Regions from separate parts of the Homo sapiens genome. Here region 2 is linked to region 1. The links are chromatin loops, found by intact Hi-C in ENCODE. Cell type or tissue: heart right ventricle. All regions are shown on one strand. Links, peaks and the distances in the headings refer to the core of each region. The heading gives the core; the rest is flanking DNA.

The links. A loop is a pair of places that touch in the nucleus more often than their neighbours do. Peaks named below come from ENCODE experiments on the same cell type or tissue, not always from the same donor. Only the 100,000 strongest peaks of a DNase experiment are listed, where the experiment ranks them.
Region 2: it touches region 1 in a loop (6-fold over the local background); 4 of 110 quality-filtered maps call a loop at or near these places.

What each region holds. Positions count from the first base shown.
Region 1 is chr22:23,926,199-23,936,043 of GRCh38, reverse strand. It overlaps the pseudogene KLHL5P1. Among named protein-coding and RNA genes, the nearest start is that of GSTT2B, 30 kb to the left of the region's middle. In heart right ventricle, for the core only: a CTCF peak has its summit at 5,837 (motif pointing left); a DNase peak (open chromatin) is centred at 5,808.
Region 2 is chr22:23,873,056-23,882,900 of GRCh38, reverse strand. It overlaps SLC2A11 (solute carrier family 2 member 11), which reads right to left. Exons shown (of 12, transcript NM_001024939.4): 4 at 7,660-7,784; 5 at 5,730-5,859; 6 at 5,032-5,180; 7 at 255-442; 8 at 32-142. It also overlaps the pseudogene RN7SL268P. Among named protein-coding and RNA genes, the nearest start is that of MIF, 16 kb to the left of the region's middle. In heart right ventricle, for the core only: no CTCF peak of the experiment used is centred there; a DNase peak (open chromatin) is centred at 4,490; H3K27ac peaks cover 1,172 bases.

The DNA.
Region 1 (9,845 bases), core at 1,228-9,227:
GTTTCAGCTCAGACTTATTCCATGGTGAGATATATATATTATATGTGTGTATGTATATATGTACATATGTATGATTGCAAATGATATCTGTTGCATTTTACATATTGAAGGAAGTATCTTCTTGAAAATATTATAAATTTGTGTCAATGTTGCTACTGCTCAAAACCCATTTCAGAATTGGTAATCTACTTACATTCAAAATGAGTGGGGTGGCCGGGCGGGGTGGCTTATGCCTGTATTCCCAACACTTTAGGAGGCTGAGGTGGGCAGGTCACTTGAGCCAGGAGTCTGAGACCAGCCTGGCCAACATGGCAAAACCCCGTCTCTACTAAAAATACAAAAATTAGCAGGGCATGGTGGCGCATGCCTGTAATCCCAACTACTCGGGAGGCTGAGGTACGAACTTGGGAGGCAGAGGTAACAGTGAGCCAAGATCACACCACTACACTCCAGCCTGGGCAACAGAGCAAGACTCTGTCTCAAAACAAACTAACAAAAAAACCCAAACAAAACAAAAAAATACAACATAAAGGAGTCACCCAGAAGGAGGGTGATGCGAAGACACATAGGGGAATGCCAGAACAGAGGCAAAGATTGGAGTGATGGGTGTTAGATTAATCATGGTCTTTATGTCCTGTACTTTATCACGCTTTGACATTTTTTAAGTTTATTTTACATTTTTGTAGAGACAGGGTCTCACTCTGCCAGGCTGGAGTGCAGTGGTGCAATTATATTAGGTTGGTCTAAAAGTAATCATGGTTTTTGCCATTACTTTTATTTTATTTATTTATTTATTTATTTATTTGAGACAGGGTCTCACTCTGTCACCCAGGCTGGAGTGCAGTGGCGCAATCTCACCTCACTGCAACCTCCACCTCCTGGCTTCAAGCGATTCTCCTGCTTTAACCTCCCAAGTAGCTGGGAGTACAGGTGCAGGCCACCATGCCCAGCTAATTTTTGTATTTTTAGTAAAGACAGGATTTCACCATGTTGGCCAGGCTGGTCTTGAACTCCTGGCCTCAAGTGATCCACTTGCCTTGGCCTCCCAAAGTGCTGAGATTACAGGCGTGAGCCACAACGCCTGATTTGCCATTACTTTTAATTAAACTTTTTATTATGGTTGATTGATTTCCTAGGTTCATTCATACATTTTGTTTTGTTTTTTGAGACAGGGTCTCGCTCTGTCACCAAGGCTGGAGTCAGTGGTGCAGTTATAGCTCACTGCAGCCTTGACCTTCTGGGCTCTAGTGATCCTCCTGCCTCAGCCTCCTGAGCAGCTGGAACTACAGGCATGTACCACCACACCCATCTAATTTTTAATTTTTTGTTGTTGTTGTTGTAGAGCTGGTGTCTTGCCATGTTGCCCAGTGCTGGCCTTAAGTGAGTCTCCCATCTCAGTCTCCCAAGGTGCTAGGATTTCAGGTGTGGATCACCGCGCCCGGACTGCTTTGACATCCTGAGGACTTGCTGATCCAAGAGAGACTGCCCCTACCTGGGCCATAAATTCCTAAACTATTAACTTCTAATTGGAGTGCTACCAATTTTTTTTTCGTTTGTTTTTTGAGATGGAGTTTCACTCTGTCACCCAGTCTGGAGTGCAGTGGCGTGATCTCAGCTCAATGCAAGCTCCACCTCCCGGATTCAGGCCATTCTCTGACCTCAGCCTCCCGAGTAGCTGGGACTACAGGTGCCTGCAACCACGCCTGGCTAATTTTTTGTATTTTTAGGAGAGACGGGGTTTCACCATGTTAGCCAGGATGGTCTCGATCTCCTGACCTCATGATCCACCTGCCTCGGCCTCCCAAAGTGCTGGGATTACAGGAGTGAGCCACCGCGCCCGGCCGAGTGCTACCAATTTTTGCAGAGTAATATTGAACTCTTGTTCTATTATTATGGAAAGATTTAGAACTGCCCTTTCTGTCACATAATTTCCAACGCCTGGAAAAAAGGATCTCAATACTGAAAATAACTTAGAATTGTAACATACAAGTGGGTTTTCCCTGATGTCATATCTAGTATGTTCATGTGGTATTACTTTGTGTATAAAAGAGCCCAAGTTTGTAATTTGGCTGACATTTAAAGTGACACCTGGTGATAGAAGGTGTTGGGTATCCAATTCTACATTGACCTGACCATTTAGGTGAGAACCTTTATATAATCTGTTGCCACATAAGATAAAAAGACCAATGTTGTTCACAGATAAGTTCAGAGTGGAACTCATGACCCACCAGGTTGGGGGCTGGTGTCTTGTCACCTATCATGTAGGCATCTGCACACATCCATCTTCCATGTGTCTTTGTCAGTCTGTAGGAGAATGGGTTGCAAAATATCTAATATAGGAGGCCTGCAGTTTGGCCTTGACATGTCTGTGGCTTGGTTTTGTTATGTGACCAAGTTTGTCCAGATTTTTGGTCTACCCGTATTTAATGTCTAGTGTTTGGCAGCCTAATGAAGAGAGCAGATGAGCTACCCCATATTATACAAGGGTGGCTTGTGAGCTTACTGTAACATCCAGTGATATGACAAGTGTTTGTACCATAAGAGTCAGTGCCAGAACCTTCTATAACCTTCATGGGAGGCTTGAGGATGCCACCTGTGGAACCAAATCACAGGATTCAACTGTAATATCATCTTGCTATGTCACCTATAAATCATTCAGCACTATACTTGTTTTTAAAACAAAGGGAACATTTTCTTTTTTTTTAAGATAGGGTCTTGCTCTGTTGCCCAGGCTGAAGTGCAGTGGTGTGATCACAGCTCACTGCATTCTCCACCTCCCGGGCTCAAGCGATTCTTCCACCTCAGCCTCCTGAGTAGCTGGGACCACAGGTGCCCACCACCACACTCTACTAATTTTTTGTGTGTTTTGTGTAGAGATAGGGTTTCACCATGTTGGTCAAGCTGGTCTCAACTCCTGAGCTTAAGCAATCTGCCCACCTCTGCCTGCCAAAGTGTTGAGATTACAGGCTTGAGCCACCATACCCAGCAAATTTCCTTCATTTAATGACTACCTGAGCACAGGACAGACCTTGAGCTTCCATAGAGGTTTGTCCATGTCCAATTAATCCATCAAAAGAAGAAGTAAAGTGATGTTGTTTTCTCAGTTGTGGATGCCACACCCTGTCACATACCCAGTTTTCATAGTTGGCCCACCGAGTCCTGGCATTGGCAGGAATGAAAATCGGTTCAAGTTCTTCTGCATGATCTAGATGTTGACATAACCAGTAATCAGATTAATTAAAGTGGACAAGATTTGGAGAGTTGGTGTAACGGGGTGTCAGCTCTGTTTTTGACCTGTTGAGAAAACAGTAAGGGTTACTAAGAATGAGACACCACCTCAAAGAGAACCCATAGTGTAGGATCAGAGGGAGAATCAGAGGACAGGATTGAGACAAGCAATTTCCAGTCAGCTTTTTAATAAATGGCCAGAGAAAAAGGAGGCTTCATTAAAAGGAAGAGGTTCTTTTGGTTTTTGCTTTTTGGACAAGGAGGCCCAATGTGAGAAAACAGGTGGAAGTGAAGTTTCTTGATCCATGATCTTGAGGAAAGCTGTCTACTTTAAAATGTCATCTGCTTCTGAGGCCTGGGAACCAGTCTGGGAAATCGTTACTTTAAGGTCACCTGTAGGGAGGGTCTTCCAGTTGTCCTCAGAGTGCTGATCTGGGTCTATCTTGGTGTAATTCACATGAATCCAGGAGGACTTTTCCCCAACTTGATGGCAGTGTAGGTGGTTAGCAGTGCAGTCAGGCATTGCTTAATGACAGGGATGCATTCTGAGAAATGCATCTTTAGGTACTTTTGTCGTTGTGTAGACATCACAGAGTGTACTTACACAGACCTAGATGATATAGCCTACTACACACCTAGGCTATATTGTGTAGCCCACCTGCTCCTAGGCTACAAACCCATACAGCATGTTAGTATACTGAATAATGTACATGGTGTAACACAATGATAAGTATTTTCTTTTACTTATATCTTGCATTGTAGGATTTATCACAAAATGTTACTGCCCAGTGCATTTTTGCAAACAATAACAATTCACTGAGGGTATTAACATTCACATATGTAATTAGAGTTTACAAATGCACCAAACTTTGGGTAACAAACACTTTAAACTTGTTTTTTTAGACATTCAGTAAGCCCTTTCTCCCCCCTCCCCAAACCGTTTGATTACAAAGAAGCACAATGGGTTAACTGTGGCAAAACATAAGAAATAAGGCAGGGGAGGCAGGTGCAGCCTTGACAACATAAGAATATCCAAACAATGTTGTCAATATCAAAAGAAAAAATCAAAACATCTTTTATAATATAAAATAAATCCATATAATTAAGTACTAATTAGGTGAAATAACATTATAGGGTATATAACGTTTATTTTCTCTATTTAAATTTGCATATCTTAAATTTATTTGTTTTTATTTTATTTTTTCCTGAGATGGAGTCTCACTCTGTCACCCAGGCTAGAGTGTAGTGGCACAATCTCAGCTCACTGCAACCTCTGCCTCCTGGGTTCAAGAAATTCTCCTGCCTCAGCCTCCTGAATAGCTGGGATTACAGGCGTGCACTACCATGCCCAGCTAATTTTTACATTTTTAGTAGAGATGGGGTTTCATCATGTTGGCCAGGCTGGTCTCCAACTCCTGACCTCATGATCCATCTGCCTTGGCCTCCCAAAGTGCTGGGATTACAGGCATGAGCCACCTCGCCAAGCTGCATATCTTAAATTTAATGTGAAACATCATGTTTCAACTTCGACTTAAGAATATCATGACATACAGTTTTTGGTGAGTCTAGATGTAATGGAATGAATATTTAAATAGACTTCAAAGATTTTATCAAGGTTGTATTTGGTTATCATTGCTTTAAGTCTTTAATGCTTTTCTTTCTTTATTGGACTAAGCCAATTTTAGAAACAAAATCCACAACCAACACACATACAATGCCGATGTTTCTGAAAAAACTAAATAGTATTATGTTTAGTATATCATTAAAATAGTGATTGTGGTTAAACAAACAAGCAAACAAACAAATTACTGCAACTCATAGATGATAAACTTATAGAAAGCAACATTTTAGAAGTTCCATCTGGTGTGTTTGCACTGTAAGAAAATAAATCTGGATATGAGTATGTAGGGTCCAGCCCTACAGGGTCAGTGAGTTTTCTCCTCATGTGTGGAGATGAGAGAGTGTAGAAATAAAGACACAAGACAAAGAGATAAGAGAAAAGACAGCTGGGCCCAGGGGACCACTACCACCAAGATGCAGAAACCGGTAGTGGCCCCAAATGCCAGGCTGTGTTGATATTTATTGGATACAAGACAAAGGGGTAGGGTAAGGAGTGTGAGCCATCTCCAATAATAGGTAAGGTCACGTGGGTCATGTGTCCACTGGACAGGGGGTCCTTCCCTCCCTGGCAGCCGAGGCAGAGAGAGAGAGAGGAGAAAGAGAGAGAGAGCTTACACCATTATTTCTGCTATCAGAGACTTTTAGTACTTTCACTAATTTGCTACTGCTATCCAAAAGGCAGAGCCAGGTGTACAGGATGGAACATGAAGGTGGACTAGGAGCATGACCACTGAAGCACAGCATCACAGGGAGACAGTTAGGCCTCCGGATAACTGCAGGCGGGCCTGACTGATGTCAGGCCCTCCACAAGAGGTGGAGGAGTAGAGTCTTCTCTAAAATCCCCTGGGGAAAGGGAGACTCCCTTTCCCGGTCTGCTAAGTAGCAGGTGTTTTTCCTTGACACTGACGCTACCGCTAGACCAGGGTCTGCTTGGCAACGGGCATCTTCCCAGATGCTGGCGCTACTGCTGGACAAAGGAGCCCTCTGGTGGCCCTGTCCGGGCATAACAGAAAGCTCGCACTCGTCTTCTGGTCACTTCTCACTATGTTCCCTCAGCTCCTATCTCTGTATGGCCTGGTTTTTCCTAGGTTATGATTGTAGAGCAAGAATTATTATAATATTGGAATAAAGAATAATTGCTGCAAACTAATGATTAATGATATATATATAATCATATCTAAGATCTATATCTAGTATAACTATTCTTATTTTATATATTTTATTATACTGGAACAGCTCGTGCCCTCGGTTTCTTGCCTCGGCACCTGGGTGGCTTGCCACCCGCATGAGTAAGATGTGCTTGACTGAATAAATGAGATCCCCAGCTAGCACTGGGCTATGTTCCAGAGCAGTGCATCTGTCCTAATATGTTACATCAGGAATGTTTGTTCACAATCCACCAGCTGCAGGTTTTCATTTACTAAGAATTGAAAGCAATTAATCCTGGTCCATCCACTCCTTCCTCCGTTGTTTTACTATCTTTGCTTTGAGATCAGGTACTTTGTGCCCAGGATTGTGGCAATGCATGTTTACTAAAAATGCATCCATTGATGGTAGAATAATTGTACTAAATTAATAAAGGAAGAGAGTGTCTTCATGTAGAAAACAGAGCACTAAATTATAATTTTACAGTCACAGCACAAGCTCCAGCTCTTCCTAGGCACAGTGGAGCAACCCGGGTCCACTCTTTGTCTGGGATCATGAGCCTCCACTGTATTCAGGTATGCCTGTCCATCATACCTCCCAACAGCATAAAACTTATCAACAAGTAAACAGACCTCCACTGCATCTCTGCTGATGCTCATTGATTCTACTGTAGTCCACATGTCTGTTTTGGGATCAGATGTCTCCACACAATCTGAGAGTCTGGAAGTCAAGTTGGATGTGAGAGCATCATGTTCCCCTATAGCATACAGCAGTCCGCTCCGGGTCGTTACTCCTATGCCACCTCTCCTTTTTGACATCCGTGCACACAGTGTCCATGTTGGGGTGATCAGGCCTAACACCAGGCCGTGGGGGCTACAAAGTCTGGCGGGGTCAGAGGAATGTGAAAAGATAAGTTAAAAGTGCATAAAGTGGGTCCGGGGGGCCGGCACTAGATTGAAGGCTGCAAAGGCCCCGAGCTCTGGGAGCCCACACTATTTATTGGTGATCAAACAAAGAAGCAGGTGGTGAGGATGTGAGGGTAAACAGGTGAGGGCATGAGAACGTGGGGATAGAAAGCTAGTGGTGCATTAAGCGTAGCTGTGACAGCTTAGCACTTCCTTTGATGCATGTAGAATATGCTCTGCTACTTGAGATAATGGAGGACATGTTTACGAGTAAGAAGCAAGGAACCAACAAGTCTGTGCACATTCCAGAGGCTATGAGGAGTTTTATGCCCTGAGCCCTGGGTTCCATCCAAGCCACACGGGGTTTTATGCCCTGGGCTTAGATTTGTGTTGCGGCAGGGCAGCCTTCCACCCTATGGCACAGAGCTTGGTGTACCAAAGGCCATGAGGGGTTTTAGGCCGTGGACCCCGGACATCTTTCAAGACTCTTTTACATTATGACAGACAAGCCAGTCCTGCCTCAGCTCTTCTACCAACAGTCCACTCACTAGTATGAGGATCAAAACATTCTACTGATTTGAGACAAGAACTTGCATCACCACCACCAACTGCATTAAGTTTTCCACTTAGCACTGCCACACCAACTGTGCTCCTAGGAGTAGACACAGTGGCAACAAAATTCCACTGGCGAGCCTGAGGGTCCCAAATTTCCGCTGTGTTCAGATGGCCCCAGCCCTCATGCCCTCCTACGGCATACATGGGACCTTCCAGTACAGCCACACCAAGGCCATGTCTATGTGTGGACATAGGTGGCACCACACTCCCTGTTTTTGTTTTGGGGTTGTAGCACTCTACAGTATTCAAAGTCTTCAGTCCATCTCTTCCTCCAACCACATACGGTTTGTCATCTAGCACTGCGACACCAAACTGTAGCCTCCTCTCATTCATATTTGCTACTGGAGTTCATGTATTTGTACAGAGGTCATACTTTTCAATGCTTGTTGCTCCTTTTGTTGAATCCATTCTCCCAACTGCAAATAATGTACCAACAGTTGATTTCCTAGATTTTGCCTGAGGACTTTGTAACGTGGGTCATCTCTCTGGTAATACATGGTACTTCATTGCTTCCATAATGAGTTTCTGACATTCTATATTATCCCAAAAAAGTACATTATTTTCCATGTCTGCCAGGAACTGTGGTGAAAGAAGAGGTAGCCTAATATTAGCCAAAAGTTTACTTAGATCTTTCCATCTCTGTTCCAAATCATGACAGACCCAAGTAAGAAGTGGAGTCAATATTGTCTCATCAGGAATGTTCATGTCATCACTAGTCAAGAACTTTGCAATTTTGCTGGCTGGTAATAATACAAATTCCTGGTTTCTGATTACTTTCATGAAATGCTCAATAGTATAATTGTGAGCCACTTTATGCAAATCTGTACAACCTTAGGCATCAGCAAAAGAACAAATTCCAAGACAGCTGGATGGGTGAAGCTGTTTCATTAAAAACTTATGACATGTGGCCTGGTGCCCTGGCTCACGTCTGTAATCCCAGCACTTTGGGAGGCCAGGGCAGGCGGATCACCTGAGGTCAGGAGTTCAAGACCAGCCTGGCTAACATGGTGAAACCCCGTCTCTACTAAAAATACAAAAAAGTACCTGGTCGTGGTGGCAGGCGCCTATAATCCCAGCTACTCGTGAGGCTGAAGTAGGAGAATTGCTTGAACCTGGGAGGCGGAGGTTGCAGTGAGCTGAGATCTACACTGGGCGGCAGAGCGAAACTCTGTCTCAAAACAAACAAACAAACAAAAATTTACAACATGCTTCTACAGCCTGTGAAAGCTGAAGAAGGCAAGCTGTAGATAGCAGGCACTCAGTATTATCTTCTTTTAATTCAAGGCGGGTTGTATAAGCATATTGGATCAAGGACCACGATGAATTTGGTTCTACACCTTCCATTTTTATGTCTTCTTGTCTTGCTTCTCTGACATCATTAGTAAACATGGCAGCAAAATAGTCTGAGCCAGAGGAGAGCACCAATCTGTGAGCTGGAATTCTGCCATCACCAGCAACTAAAATTACATCGCACAACTGTTTATGTCTCAAACAGTTTTCCATTTTTTTAAATGTTTGTTCGGCATAATTCAGGGCTTGGAAAAATTCATGATGAACATGGCTCCATAATATGACAGGATGATAACGTCTGACTACTACTGGAAGTCCGCGTCGGGCTCCGGAGGGAGTCACAGCAGGCCAGGGTGGAGGAGTGGGGGAGGCGAGGGCAGAGAGGGATGCTCGTGTGCCCCCAACCCCTTCCTGGCAGCCTCATCTACGGCGTTGGTGGCCCCAAGCTAGACAATCTTGCTCCATCAGGTGGCACCAGGCGGTGGGGGGTGGGTGGTCAGAGTCCTCAGGTAGCCCCAGAGGGGTGGGTGAGTGGATGGGGGTCCAGACTGGCTCGCCTATCAGTCCCCGCACTGCGCAATCGGCTGCCCACCCAGCCCACACAATGATAAGTATTTTTGTATGTAAACATATCTAAACATAGAAAAGCTACAGTAAAAATATGGTATTATAATCTTTTTTTTCTTTCTTTCTTTTTTTTTTTTTTTTTTTTGAGACAGGATCTCACTCTGTTGCCCTGGCTGGAGTGCAGTAGCATGATCATGGCTCACCGCAGTCTCGACTTTCCTGGGCTCAGGTGAGTCTCCCACCTCAGCCTTCTAAGTAGCTGGGACTACAGGTGCGCATCACCATGACTGGTTTATTTTGTATTTTTTGTAGAGACAGGATTTCACCATGTTGCCCAGACTGGTCTCAAACTCCTGGGCTCAATGATCTACCCGCCTCTGCCTACCAAAGTGCTAGGATGACAGGTGCGGTGGCTCACCGGCATTATAATCTGATGGGGACACCATTGTATATTCGGTCCATCGTTGACCAAAA
Region 2 (9,845 bases), core at 1,024-9,023, 53 kb after region 1:
CTGGTGGAGGAAGGGCACCCTCCAGACTCACACTAACAACCGCCGTGAGCAGCTCGCAGCTCCCAGTCCCGATGATCGCGTACTGGATCTTCGCTTCCGGCACTCCTGCCTTCCGGAACACGGAGGAGGCGTAGGCGTACACCTGGGAGAGGGTGGCTTTCAGGCCTGGGCTCCCTTCCACCTCCCATGGCTCCCAGCGGCCTGCAACACCAAGCCCCCGGGGCCCAGGGTGTGCGGCGGGGCAGGGGTCTCACCGAGTCATTCCCGCAGAGCTCCATGGCACTGCCCAGAACCACGAGGCTTGTCACCTGTCTCCTCAGGGCCCGATGCTGGAACAGCTCCCATGGGCGCCGGGCACGGCAGCCCTGGCAGGCAGCGCGCTCCTCCTCCAGCTCCTCCAGCTCCCCTGCCAAGTCCCCGGAGCCCCGGAGCCGCCGTAGTGCTGAGCCAGGGAGGAGGGTACTGAGCTCCCCGTCCCCAAGCCCCTCTTTGGTCCCCCTACAGGGACGCCCCCCTCCATCCCACCATTCCTTTCCTTCTTGGCTCACTCTCTGTCTCTGAGTCTGTCTGTGTGTGTGTGTGTCTCTCTCTCTGCCTCTGTCTCTCTCAATCTCTCTGTCTCTGTGTGTGTCTCTGTGTGTGTGTGTGTTTCTCTCTCTGCCTCTCAATCTCTCTGTCTCTGTGTCTGTGTGTGTGTGTGTGTTTCTCTCTCTCTCTGCCTCTGTCTCTCTCAATCTCTCTGTCTCTGTGTCTGTGTGTGTGTGTTTCTCTCTCTCTCTGCCTGTCTTTCTCAATCTCTCTGTCTCTGTGTGTGTCTCTGTGTGTGTGTGTGTTTCTCTCTCTGCCTCTCAATCTCTCTGTCTCTGTGTCTGTGTGTGTGTTTCTCTCTCTCTCTGCCTCTGTCTCTCTCAATCTCTCTGTCTCTGTGTGTGTGTGTGTGTGTGTGTTTCTCTCTCTCTCTGCCTCTGTCTCTCTCAATCTCTCTGTCTCTGTGTCTGTGTGTGTGTGTGTTTCTCTCTCTCTGCCTCTGTCTCTCTCAATCTCTCTGTCTCTGTGTCTGTGTGTGTGTGTGTTTCTCTCTCTCTCTGCCTCTGTCTCTCTCAATCTCTCTGTCTCTGTGTCTGTCTGTGTGTGTGTGTGTTTCTCTCTCTCTGCCTCTGTCTCTCTCAATCTCTCTGTCTCTGTTTGCCTCCCTGGTCAGATGGAGATGATCTTCCTTGCCCTGACATTTCTCAGGGCTGTTGCGGTGTTGCCACCATGGATGAAAAAAGGCTTTAGAAAGAAACGCAGGGTTCTGCGGACATATCAGACAGGACATGACTATTGCAGCACATTATCAAACCCAATTCTTCACCCCTCCCTGCACCCACACTGCTTGCTGTGTGATTTTGCAGTTCCTCCCACTAAAGGGGCAAGTACTGCCTACATCCCTGCTCCTGGCTCTGGGCTCGGCCAATAGGATGAGGCTGCAGTGAGGGCGTACCATGTTCCAGCCTAAGCCTTAAGAGGCCTTGCTCACTTCTACTTGCTCTTCTGCCTTCATGAGAACATTCCAGGCTAGCCAGGAGGATGACAAGACATGGACAGCCAAAGGGGCCCAGCTAAGCCACCCTCACTGGGACTATTCTAGATCAGCCAGCCAATGCCCAGCTGAGCTGCAGTTGCAGGAATGACCAAGATCAGCAGAGCCATCAGCCAGAACCATCCTAGATCAGCCCAGCCCAGAGGACTTAGAGGCTTAGGCTAAATAATTGCTTTTTTTGTTTCTTTACCACCGAGATGTTATGATCATCTATTAGTCAGCAATAGAAAGCTGATCAATAAATTGGCACCAGGAGTTGGTGCTACCGTAACAAAGACCTGTGAAATATGGTATCAGTTCCAAGACGAGGCAGAGGACGGCGATGAGGCTGGAGAAATGAAAAGCTATGTTATATAGTGCAGTAACACGGAAGAAAGAAAATGGGCTCAGTGAACTTATGGACTTGAGCAAAGAAAACTCCAAATGTTGAAAGCATGAACTGGTTGCTGTTAGATGCATATTCTAAGCTTGCTGTAAGACATGAAGAATTAGCTCAGAAAATAACTGGCCAGTTTGCAAGCAGAATTCAGAGGCAACAAAATTTAATTAAACGTAGCATATTTCAGAAACACTGGGTTAGTTGAAAACAACAACAAAAAATGTTTTCTCGCCTCTATCCTCTCCAGCTAGCAAAAGAATCCCAAATTAAGTAACAGCCTGTGAGCAAAGATCAAATCCAGAGCACTGCCAGGAAGCCATGGACTCATAGTAAAGATCAAATCAAGGGTATAGCTTAAAGCAGTGCCTCACAGACCCTCACAACTAGAAAAGGGGGCATTTAGGAGGCTTGAGGGCGTTGATTCACGGTAGCCTGACATACCCTAAATACCAGCAATTAGGCCTTGGGAGAGAAGCCTGTCTCAAAAATAATTGTGAGCGTGGTTTGTTGACACATGAAAAAACCTCGAATACATAGAAAATTCACATCATTTTTGAGAAAGTTGTATTGGCAAAAGCTCTGCCAGTTTGGACAAAAAAAAGACCAGGACAATTTGAAATATAAAGACTTCTGTGCCCCAACTTTGTTTTCTTTTCTTTTCTTTTTTTTTTTTTTTTTTTTGAGATGGAGTCTCACTCTGTCACCAGGCTGGAGTGCAGTGTGCACTGGCACAATCTTGGCTCACTGCAACCTCCGCCTCTCGGGTTCAAGCAATTCTCCTGCCACTGCAACCTCCGCCTCTCGGGTTCAAGCAATTCTCCTGCCTCAGCCTCCCTAGTAGCTGGGACTACAGGTACGTGCCACCATACCCAGCTAATTTTTGTATTGTTAGTAGAGATGGGGTTTCACCATGTTGGCCAGGCTGGTCTTGATGTCTTGACCTCGTGATCTGCCCGCCTCAGCCTCCCTGGGATTACAGGCGTGAGCTGGCGCCCAGCCTGCCCCAACTCTCTATAGGCAGGAAGGAGGCTGAGAAATTTGCTCAACCATCAAAAGCAGCACATTGTGCAACGCCCTCTTCAGAAGGAATCAAGGAAGGTGAAAGAAAAGGAAAAACATCTCAGAGGGTAGACCCAAGAAGCATGGAGAGCCACGCATAGTGGTGTGTGCCTAGAGTCCCAGCTACTCAGGAGGCTGAGACAGGAGGATCGCCTGGGCCCAGGAGCTCTGGGTTGTAGTACGCTAGGCAGATCAGGTGTCTGCACTAAGTTCAGCATCAATATAGTGACATCCCAGGAGCAGGGACCACCAGGCTGCCTAAGGAGGAATGCACTGGCCCAGGTTGGAAATGGGACAGTTCAAAACTCCCATGCTAGCCAGATACAATGGCTCATGCCTATAATCCACGCACTTTGGGAGGCCAAGGGGGGAGGATCATTTGATCTCAGGAGTTTGAGACCTGCCCAGGCAAAGAGGTGAAACTCCATCTTTACAAAAAATACAATAATAAAAAAAAATTAGCCAAGCGTGGTGGCACGGGCCAGTAGTCCCAGCTACTCAGGAGGCTGAGGTGGGAGAATTGATTGGGCCTGGGAGGTGGAGGTTGCAGTGAGCTGAGATCACACCACTCCAGCCTGGGCGACAGAGTGAGACCCTGTCCCAAACAAAACCAAAAAAACAAGAACAAAAAAGAAGAAAACTTCCGTGCTGATCAACAATGGCGTCATGCCTATGAACAGCCACAGCACTCCAGCCTGGACAAGCGAGAACCTGTCTCTAAAAGATAAAAAAAATAAAAAAAATAAAAGAACCATGGCCTGGGGTGCCCTTCATAGGGGGTAGGGGACAGAGCTGGAACTTGAACAAAGAATACTCCCTACCCCCAAGGCAGGGGACATGGCCATATTTTCCTAGGGGCGCTTCAGAATTGTTATAGATTAGTGACTGCACTGTGCCTGCCTTGCTTCCTCGTTTTTGAAATGAGAGCATTAATTTTGGTTACCTCATCTTACTTTTTACCATTGCATGCTGAGTGTGGGAAGGGAAGAAGACTCATCTTTCTAGATCCTAGGTTTCTGGATCAAGAAAAGGCCCATATAGACTTAATGTGGCGTAAGATCTGGGACTTCAAGCCCGATGCCATGATTGGATGAGACTTTGGGGGATCCTGGGATGGGACTGAACACATTTTGCACAGAGGAGAGACATAAGTAATAATTGCGGCCATGGTGACAGAGAAGAGTACACTAATGGGCCCCGGTCTTCACCCCTCCTTAAATCCACAGCCCTTGCGATGGGAGAGGATATGCCATCAATTTTCCCATCCCTTGACTTGGGATTTGGCAGTATGACTGACTCGCTTTGGCCAATGGAATGTTAATGGCACGAGGGAACCAAAGGTTTGGAAAGCGCTTATGCAACTGGATTTGCTTTCTTGTTTCTCTGCCATCACCATGCTATTCCTAGGCTAACTCGTTGGTACCAAAAGTGAGAGGACAGAAAGTGCAGCAAAGCTGAATGGCTCCAGTCCAGACCAGCCTAGACCGGCCAACCAGCAGCTGAACCTCACCACTGCCCCCCTCCCCCGCCCCACACTGTGAACTAGCCCAGCTGAGATCAGCAGAGCTGTGCAGCCAGCCAGGCAAGTACATGAATAAAAGAAGCAGTAAATAATTGTTGCTTTAAAGCAGAAATGTTGCGATTGTTCCTTAGGCATTCTTACTGTAGCCAAAGTTAACTGATATAAGATGACCATCACCCAGTTGGCACTGGGTAGGTGAGGTCTTGCACAGGTGTTTCACCGTGTGTGTGCGCGTGTGTTTCTCCGCACCGCTCTGGAGTTCTTGAGTAACAGTGGCTAGGTCTGATCCATTCTGCTGCCTGGCAGTTAGGACAACCACTTGATAGAGTTCTGATTGAAGGCAGGTATAGGCAGATCATGAAATTGAGGCACAAAGAGAGGGATAGCTTTTCCTTGATAAATGAAACCTATGAAATGGGGACCCGTATACTCTGGGGAGATGCATCCCTTGGTCAAGGGCAGTCTGGGAGCCCAAGGACAGAGACTCACCTGCCAGGCAGGCCTCGGTGTCTCCACAGTCAATGAGGAGGTAGCGCGGGCTTTCAGGGAGCAGAGGCAGGGAGGCGAGCTGGAGCGCCCCGGGCACCAGGCAGCTGGCCAGCAGCAGGGGCCAGGCCTGAGGGCCACCTAGGAGCTCCCTAAGGAGGCAGAGGAGAGGCCAGGCCAGATGCCTCTTTGCCAGAGTCCTACCACCCTGCTCTCCTGCCCACCTACACACCTCCCTGCAGGGAGTCTGCAATTGCCCCGTGCCTCTTCCTATCCAAGTCTGGGTCTGAACATCAAGATCCCTCCCACCCAGGTTGGGACCAAGAGAGGACAGGGCCACTGCCCCACCTCATCCCTAGCAACTCCTCTTCCCAAGGGTCCAGGCTCTGCCTTCTCCTCTTTTTTCTGGAATGACTGGAACACGTTTGTCTTTGAAAGCCCAAATCTTCACCCTCTCCTCTGTGAAGACCTGTTCTTTGCTCCCTGACCTGGAGAGGATGGGAAAAGGTGATTCACATTGCAGTGTGTTGACTGATACCCATTTCGTGAATTGGCAGCAGAGATGTGGATAGAGGATTCGATGCCTTCATGCAAAGCAATAATGCTTTAATCTACTAGTGGGTAGGGGAGACATTTAGGTGAAGAAACGCTTTTACTGGTATCTCCGAAATACTCAATGCATGTGGGGGAGGGGTGCTTACCTGAGTCCGACCACCTGTCCCATCACGATCCCCAGAGCCGTAAAGATGGCTGAGCTCATGGCCACAGCTCCTCGGAGCTCCTTAGGGGCGCTCTCCCCCAGGTACATGGGCTGGATGTTCATGCTCACACCTGGACGTGTGCACAGCAGAGGCACGTCAGCCACCAGCTGGGACCCCCACTCCACGACACCCAGCCTGTCTCCCCTGCCCCACTCAGCACTGTCCAGCCACTCAACTGGATCCTGGCACTGAGGGCTGATCCCTCACCCCCCACACTCAGGGGTTCTGCTTCACCTGATGAAGGGCCAACAGGATCCCAACTCTACTCTTCAGAACTTCTGAGGGAGGGCTTTCTCAGATCCGCTCCCATCCTGGTCCCTGGCCACAGTACCACATGTTCATGGGCTCTTCCTAGGTCCCATCACTGGGACCCGAGTGTGAAGGACTCTGACGGGGCTGTGCGGGGGGGTGGGAGGAGGAAGGTAGGACCACATCCTGGATGCCTACCAGCTGTCCCAGCACTCATGTCAATTCCTTCATTGATCACTACAGCTGCTCTCACCTCACCCTGGCTCCCCCAGGGAAGACCCTGGCACCTACACTGCCCTCAGGAAAACAGAGAGCTGGAGAGCACCCCAGCGCCCTCCCAGAGGGTGACAAATGGCAAAAGCTAAGAGGCCACTGTGTTGTGGTGTCACGCCCCTGGGAATGCAGTATGCCCTCCCTGACCTAGGGGTTCTCCCATCAAGGTCCTGCCCCTCTATCTACGAGTTGGGCAAAGATAACTGGAAGGAAGGCAGCTATGCTGATTGCCAAGGAGTCTCGGAGGTGCCCCTGCTCTTCCTACAAACATTTAGCTGGGGATTCCTTCTCTGATGGGTACTTGGGACATGAAGACAAAGTCTGACCTGGTTCCTTTCCCCTGGATCGTGGGCTACTCTTAGTAACTCACTTCTAATGAGCAGAATAATGGTGTATGACCTCTGGAATTAGGACATAAAAAGCACCTGGACTTCTCCTTGTGCATGCCCTCTCTCTGTCTCCCTGTCTCCCTCTCTCTCCCTCCCCTCCTCACCCCCTCAGATCACTCTGGAAGAAGCCAGCTGCCATGTTGTGAAGATCCTCAAGCAGCTCTGTGGAGAGCCCCCCAAAGTGGGCAGCTGAGACCTCCTGCCAATGGCACGTGAGGGAGCATCTTGGAAGTGGATCCTCCAGCCCCAGCCAACCCTTCTGATGTCTGCAGCCCTGACAGCTTGAGCACAGCCCCGTCAGAGACCCCAAGCCAGAGCCACCTACCTAAGACATTCCTGGGTTCCTGGCCCACAGAAACTGTGAGATTATAAATGTTGATTATTTTAAGTCACTTAATTTTGGGGTTATTTGTTTCACACAAATAGATAACTAATATAGATAGCATCATATAGATAACATCACCACTGGGCTGTATAAACAGTAGGGCGTCAAGAGATGACTTGTTGGTTGGAGCCCCTAAAAACCCAGGTGGATGTGCTCAAAATTCTGCTCTCTCACATGAAAAGCCCCAGAAATCGAGGAGTACCTAACAGGCCATTCTGCTTCTGAGAGAAGATCAGAAAACTCATCCTATATCCCTTTACACGTTGGCTACCAGGAAGCTCATGGCTTAGAGTGTTACTCAAACATGGGACCTGTATTAGTGTTAAGTTTGGAGATGCTTATTCCCCCACCCCTACACAACTTTTCCATTGTTCTGTACCTACTTTAAATATCTAGTTATATGAGCCCTTTAAGATAAACTATACTACATCCTTTTGTGACAAAGGTAGGCATAAATAAAAAATAAATGAATGAATAAAGGGAGGAAATGAAGGAAGAAATGAAATAAAAGGAATTAATGAATTTATTAATTAATAGGCATAGAGAGGCAGGATGAGAAGCCCCCACCCCATACCTGCATTGACTCCCACGAGCAGTCTTCCCAGCATGATCATCTCAAAGGAGCCTGCTTTGCGGCTGAATCCAAACAGGATTGCTGCTGACACCACAAAGATGTTATTCACCAGGAGGGACTTCTTCCTTGGGGGAAGTGAAACACACAGAAAGAGAGGCTGTGATTCAGTCCAGCGGGACCATCCCTGGGGACCACTCTTTGCAACTGTAACAAGCCTTAATTAGACACACACACAAATGTATGTAGTATGCCATTAACTACTTTGAGTCCTGGTATCCTTGCTGTCAAATGAGATGAGAGCTCCTACACTTACACGTCTGTTGTAACACATAATTTTTAAAATATCTGTAAAAATTGGGCTGGGCATGGTGGCTCATGCCTTTAATCCCAACACTTTGGGAGGTTGAAGCGGGCAGATCACCTGATCCCAGGAGACCAGGCAGGTCAACATGATGAAACCCTATCTCTACAAAAAATACAAAAAAAATTAGGCTGGGCGCGGTGGCTCACGCCTGTAATCCCAGCACTTTGGGATGCTGAGGTGGGTGGATCACCTAAGGTCAGGAGTTTGAGACCAGCTTGACCAACATGGAGAAACCCTGTCTCTACTAAAAAAAATACAAAATTAGCCAGGCATGGTGGCACATGCCTGTAATCCCAGCTACTCGAGACTGAGGCAGGAGAGTCGCTTGAACCCGAGAGGTAGAGGTTGTGGTGAGCCAAGATTGCGCCATTGCACTCCAGCCTGGGCAACAAGAGCAAAATTCCATCTCAAAAAAAAAAAAAAATTAGCCATGCATGATGGCGCACGCCTGTAATTTCAGCTACTCAGGAGGCTGAGGTGGGAGGATTGCTAGAGCCCAAGAGTACGAGGCTGCAGTGAGCCATGATCACGCCACTGCACTCCAGCCTCGGTGACAGAGTGAGACCCTGTCTCAACAGCAACAATGAAGGTACTAATATGTAATTTCTCAGATTCAATAAAACTCCAGGGAGGAAGAACAGGGACTTTAAGAGTGAAGGAAGAGACGTATAGATAGTCAAGTAGAGTTTCCTTATATTTTCCTCCATGTATTACAGAGTCACTTCTCACAACTCAGAATGGCTGTATATCTCAATGCCTTGGTCAATGGGACAGACACCAACCCAAGGAGGGGACATTGGAAATGTCACCTGCTCCATCATGATGAAGCATTAGCTTTGGCTCCTCATATTGAGCTCAGAAGTGCTGCCATACAGATCACCCAGGAGAGCTCACTGTGATCATATAGCTCACTGTACTGAGAGGGAAACTGAAGACCAGAAGTGGCCAGTGTTCTGCTCAAAGTCACCAGCACATTGGTGATAAAATATGAGCCAAAGCTTAGGTCTCTTGTGTCTAGAGAATGAAAAATGACAGTAGATTATAACAAACTCGATCCAGTGGTAACTCCAATTGTAACTAATAATTATAATTACAATAATATACATTTTCCTCACTGGAATTAATAAATCCATTAATAATAATTAAGTACTTCAATCTAGTGAGTGCATTTTGCTCCATTTCAATACACAGACATTGCCAAAAACACTTAGCATTCACCTTGCTGGAACAGTCATATACCTCCTCCGATCTGCCTTAAGTATATAGCAGCAGCTGGGTGCAGCAGCTCACGCCTATAATCCCAGCATTTTTGGAGGCTGAGGTGGGGGGATCACGAGGTCAGAAGTTCGAGACCAGCCTGGCCAACATGGTGAAACCCCATCTCTACTAAAAATACAAAAATTAGCCAGGCATGGTGGCAGGCACCTGTAATCCCAGGTAGTGGGGAGGCTGAGGCAGGAGAATCGCTTGAACCCGTCTAATAAATAAATAATAAATAAATTCAAGGTCTTGCACTGTGCTCCCCCCACCATGCTACACACACGCGTGCACACACACACACACACACACACACACGTGTCTGTAATCAGTAGCTTGAGGGGGCCGAGGCGGGTGGATCACCTGAGGTCAGGGGTTCGGGACCAGCCTGACCAACATAGTGAAACCCCGTCTCTACTAAAAATACAAAATTTAGCAGGGCGTGGTGGCACGTGCCTGTAATCCCAGCTACTCAGGAGGCTGAGGCAGGAGAATCTCTTGAACCCGGGAGGCGGAGGTTGCAGTGAGCCGAGATCATGCCATTGCACTCTAGCCTGGGTGATAG